2 separate regions of the Homo sapiens genome follow, and region 2 is linked to region 1. The links are chromatin loops, found by intact Hi-C in ENCODE. Cell type or tissue: ascending aorta. All regions are shown on one strand. Links, peaks and the distances in the headings refer to the core of each region. The heading gives the core; the rest is flanking DNA. Region 1 has its middle 49 kb from the start of RAPH1. Region 2 has its middle 25 kb from the start of CD28.

Evidence for each region. Hi-C counts contacts between places; a loop is a spot of excess contacts. Peaks named below come from ENCODE experiments on the same cell type or tissue, not always from the same donor. Only the 100,000 strongest peaks of a DNase experiment are listed, where the experiment ranks them.
Region 2: it touches region 1 in a loop (7-fold over the local background); 6 of 110 quality-filtered maps call a loop at or near these places.

The regions. Positions count from the first base shown.
Region 1 is chr2:203,582,667-203,585,469 of GRCh38, reverse strand. No RefSeq gene overlaps it. Among named protein-coding and RNA genes, the nearest start is that of RAPH1, 49 kb to the right of the region's middle. In ascending aorta, for the core only: no CTCF peak of the experiment used is centred there; a DNase peak (open chromatin) is centred at 1,499; H3K27ac peaks cover 2,169 bases.
Region 2 is chr2:203,680,679-203,683,481 of GRCh38, reverse strand. No RefSeq gene overlaps it. Among named protein-coding and RNA genes, the nearest start is that of CD28, 25 kb to the left of the region's middle. In ascending aorta, for the core only: no CTCF peak of the experiment used is centred there; DNase peaks (open chromatin) are centred at 621, 1,311 and 1,711; H3K4me3 peaks cover 1,244 bases; H3K27ac peaks cover 2,500 bases.

The DNA.
Region 1 (2,803 bases), core at 119-2,618:
CAAATTAGCAAGATCAAGGCAGAACCTCTGTTCCAGAAGAACTGAGGACTTGACCAGAAATTTAGGCAGAGACTAAAGATGCAGGAAAATAGGACAAAGACTCATTTACTAGGACAAAGATACCAGGTAGAAATTTGACCCAAGGAATGAGACAAATGTTCATTAGTGGAAGTAAGTTGTGGGCTAAGGCCTGCACTAATGCTGCACTGATGCTGAGCAGCCAAACTCTGGCTTTTTTTTTTTTTTTTTAATTCTCCTGACTTCGGAAATGTCCCCATACCTTGGACAGACCTGAACAGAAGCAAAAGTTTGATATTGCTAATTGGACAAGGTACTCCTATAATACCCTGTATATAGCTCGATTGCTGCACTTATTTACTTAAATGTTTACATAGCACTTACTATGTTTCAGACACTCCCCTACATAGTCATAAATATTAACTCCTACAACAACCCTAGGTACAATGACAGTTGCCACTTGACAAATAAGGAAACTAGGCATAGAGAAGTGAAGTTATTATGAAGTCCAAGGTCACACAGCTAGTAAGTGGCTGAGTAAGAATTTGTACCCAAACACTCAGGCTCAAAGTCCATGTTTCTAACCATGACCCCACACCATTTTGCTACCTTTGTCATATCCACCTGTGTTTCTCTTCACCTCTAGAGTCTAATATATAGTCATGAGGTGCTATCAAGAATCTAGTCAGGCTAGGCATAGTGGGTAACATAGCAAAAAATAAAAATAAAGGGCTAGCCGCGGTGCTGTAATCCCACCACTTTGGGAGGCCGAGGTGGGTGGATCACTTGAGACCAGGAGTTTGAGACCAGCCTGGGAAACATGGTGAAACCCCATCTCTACCAAAAATACAAAAATTAGCTGAGTGCAGTGGCGCCCACCTGTAGTCCCAGCTATTCAGGAGGCTGAGGCGCAAGAATCACTTGAACCCAGGAGGCAGAGGTTCCAGTGAGCTGAGATAGTGCCACTGCACTCCAGCCTGGATGACAGAGCAAGACTCTGTCTCAAAAAAATAAAATAAAATATTAACTGGGAGTCTTAGTTACTTGGGAGCCTAAAGCAAAGTTGTGGGGAGTGGGGAGAGTTGGGGGGTCGCTTGAGCTCAGGAGGTTGAGGCTGCAGTGAGCTATGATGGTACCACTACTCTCCAGCATGAATGACAGAGTGAGACCCTGTCTCAAAAAAAAAAAGAAGAAGAAGAACTTTGGTCATATTTACATTCCCAATGCTTAGTGCAATGCCTAGTGTATAGTGGGCCTTAATACATGCCTAAGTGGTGAATTAATAAATGAATATGTGCTCCACATATTAAATCCACAAACTGCAGATCCTTGACAGAGGGAGCAACAAGGAGATACTGGATTCACTTAGCATAATCTGCAACACTGCATGACACAGCCAGCCTCCAAGACAAGAAGTGGCTACTGGAGCTGCACAGAGGAGGTGCTGGGGATATGGCTCATAGCAGAGGCTGTGGGTCAGTACCTTAAAAAAGTAGCTGAGGTCAGAGGAGGCTGGGGCACAGGAAATGGTTGTACAATGATCTGCTACTTATAAATGCCCCACCTCCCACTCACTGTGGCATTTTAGAGGTTCTGCCCCACACCTGAGAGAATATGTGGATTTAGTCAACCACAACTTGTGTACAGAAATGATTGTTGCCATAGATCATTGTCAGTAGTCTTACACGATTGGCACAGGACCACCTACGATTAAGAGTCAGCTATAATAGGCACAATTTGAATTCAACCATCAAAAGGACAGAATGATATTTAAATATAGAACTGATTTGCCTAACAGCTTAAAAGCCAGGAAAGTCTTTTTTGAGAAAAGTCTTCATAAATGTTTGAGCATTTAATGGGCCTTTTTTTTGGCTTTTATACACAGATACGGATACACCTAGAAGTAAAAGTGGACAGATGGCACATCCACACATTTCTCACTCCCTTATAAATCCTTCTCCAGCCAGAAGCATCAAGCTAGACAATGAGTCAGTAGTCAGTGAGCATCACTTGTAATTTCAAGAGAAGGAGAAAATAAAAACAGCTAATATTATTGAGCACTTACTTGTTCCTGAGTATTGATCTAAGTTCCTCACATATATTAACATTGAAACCTCACAACAATGCCCATTTCACAGAGGCAAAGAAAGAGGTATAGTGAACTTACGCAATTTGTCCAGGGTCGATTGCCAAACAATTGGTAGAGGCAGGATTCAAACTGAAGGCAGTTTGGCTCTAGAGACTGTGCTTAGAACTATAACTTGTATAAATAATCCACTTTGTACAGCTAATATTTGAAAGACTAGAATGAAAGACTGGCTTCTAACATCCACACTCAACTCACCTTCAGACACCCATTTGGAGCCCACTGTGTAGATAAATGCTCATGACCGTGCTAAATTACCAGGTTGCTTATCCTCTTGGTTTAATAGACGCAAAGGAGTGTAAGAATTTCAAAGGGCTTGCATACATGCAAATATAGTTTCAGGATAGAGCCTTTTCTGGTTAGAGGTGGAGCAAGAAAAGATCCAAGAAATGTTCTGTCCAGGATATGACAATGAACTTTGTTCCATGCTACTGAACCGCACAATCTACTACTTAAATCGACTGGTTTTTTTTTTCAAGGCACTACTACCATGCTTGCAGCTCTCCAACATACTTTCTTTAGGTCAAATTTATTCTGATTAGAGGATGTCCAGACAGGACTAGGAAGCTTTTGGCATTGAATTTCTACCTTGGCAAGAAACCAGAGTAAGAAAGTCCTCCTCAGCCAATGAGGACCAAG
Region 2 (2,803 bases), core at 19-2,518, 98 kb before region 1:
ATCTCAAAGATCAGCTGAGAAATGAATCAGTATAGGGGGCCAAACTGAAACAATTTCTATTGAGAGAGAATGAAACAGAAGTGAGTTTGTTTTTGCGTTATTAGCAGAAATTGTGATATATTACTACCAAATTATGATTAAGTCATAGCAAAAAAAGTATTTGAGTTGAAAAATATTAATTCTCCTTTATGAAAAAACAAAATATCTTCTAAACATAGATCTACAAACTATAGAAACTTTGAGATTTAAGCAATCTCACAAAAGTTGATTTTAGTGATTGTATATAGTACATGTGTGGTGGCTGATATATAATGTTCACACACACACACACACACACACACACTACAGGGTACAGGACAATAAAATCTTAACAATGATTTTAATTACGAAACTCTTCCAAATTCCAATTTAGGTCTCTGGTCAGGGAACATTAGGACATCCTTTTCCTGTTTCTGCCTTGTCCAAAAGCTGGGACAAACTCTTGGAGGGGGTCCAGGATGTCAGGAAGAAATTATTTTAAGTGTTGTTATGTTTGGGAGGGGCAGCAAGGCAACATGAATTGAGCTCTATATCTACATCCACGTATAGCAAAATAAAGCATGCCCCGAAAAGACTCTGCTTTGTTCATTTCTGGCAGTGGGCAAGGGAAATTGCACAAATGTCCTACACAAAACCTTAGTCACTCCTTCCTTCATTCCCTTAGCACGGTATATGTCCCTCCATTAGCACTTACCTCATTCATTACACTGTAATTATTTGCTCACAGGCCTGTCTCCAGCATTGGCCTGTGACATGGGAAAGAGTTAAGAATACTAGCCCCGGAGCCAGATTGCCTGGATTTGAATCCTAGCTCTGCCATTAACTAATTTCTGTGACTTTAAGCAAGTCCCTTAACTTTTCCAAGCCTCAGTGTCTCCATCTGTAAAAGTTAGTAATTATCTGTTTAATATGATGCCTGTGAATGTTTTAAGACAAATGAGTGAAAACTACATCCCATTTTAAGGCACATCTTGAATAACTGTTAGCTGTTCTTAGTATCACCATCTAGAGATAAACTGCATCCTTTTCATCTTTGCATCCCCAGCCTTCATAGTGTGGCTAACTCCTGAAAGTCTGTAAGTTGAATGAACTAAAGAATGAGAAAATGTGGTGGAGAAAAGGCAATCCCCTCCAACGCCCTTAATTCACTCCTCTCCAAAGCAGCAGAAAAGCCTGGTAAGTTTTGAAAGAATAGGTATGTGTGGCCCAGCCCCACCCGGCTTCCTCTTGAGCATAAGCTGCCTTCATGGGGCCCTTGCCAGACTCTACCCTTCCAGCTTTGCCCTGGTGAGTAATAGGCCTACCCCTTTCTTCCCCATCTTCCCCTGGGGGACCAATTGCCCACAAAAAGCAAACACTCAAGGCTGGGTACAGTGGCTCACATCTGTAATCCCAGCACTTTGGGAGGCTGAGGCAGGCAGATCACTTGAGGCCAGGAATTTGAAACCAGCCTGGCCAACATGGCAAAACCCCACCTCTACTAAAAATACAAAAACTAGCTGGGCACAGTGATAGACGCCTGTAATCCCAGCTACTTGGGAGGCTGAGGCAGGAGAATTGCTTGAACTCAGGAGATACAGGTTGCAGTGAGCCAAGATTGCACCACTGCACTCCAGCCTCGGCAACAGAGCAAGACTCCATCTCAAGAAAAAAAAAAGTAAACACTCTCTACTTTCCTCCAGGAATAGACTCTCCCTGACATGGTTTGGTGCCATCTGAGACTGGGTAGGAAAGACTGATGAATTCTGGGCTCGGCTAGTAGATTTATAGGTCCTTACACTAAGCCATTCCTCCAACCTAACTTGACCAATCACTAACATGGTATTTTGGCTTTCATCTGCCAGTCATTTGGATCATTCCCCAGTATGTTCTGTTTCTTGGGCCCTCTCCAAAACTCTAACAGTGGCTTAATAACAAGAAGTATTTTTTAAGATTTTTAATTTTTCAGAATTTTAATACAGGGCTGCTCCTGGGAGAAACTGAAAGTACCCAGATTTCTGGAGGACTAACAGTCGAAAAAATAGGGTACTGGCATTAGCTGGGTGCAGTGGCTCACGCCTGTAATTCTAGCACTTTGGGAGTCCGAAGCAGGTGGATCAAGGTCAAGAGATCGAGACCATCCTGGCCAACATTGTGAAACCCCATCTCTACTAAAAATACAAAAATTAGCTGGGTGTGGTGGCGTGTGCCTGTAATCCCAGCTACACAGGAGGCTGAGGTAGGAGAATCACTTGAACCCAGGAGGCAGAGGTTGCAGTGAGCCGAGATTGCACCACTGCACTCCAGCCTGGTGACAGAGCGAGACTCCGGCTCAAAAAAAACAAAAACAAAAACAAAAACAAAAACAGGGTGTTGGTTGTTCTCTTTTTGCCTGTCCAGATCTATTTTTAGCTCTTCTCTTCTTTGCTGCCTCTCAGGAGTTGACCACCTTGGACCGCCTCATCTAGGCTTTCTTGCCTTCTGGCTTCCAGCTGGGCTCCACCAATTGCAGGAGATTCAAGGGTGAAAAGAGAGAGAGACCAGAGTATTTGCTCTGTCTACTCTTTCCCTAAGTGGTTGCATTCCTCTACTTATGTCCACAGCTCCTCTTGGATGCCCCTCTCCCAGGGCTACTGTTCTTTCTGGGTCTCTAACACCACTCACTCTCCTTGTCCCTGCAGGCCTAGGAGCAGAAGTAACAGCTTCCCAACATTGCTAGTCCCCTAGGTGCTTTATCTTCTTTGTTAGTCCCCTTAATCTTGCCTGCAGCCCTACAAGGAGTCCC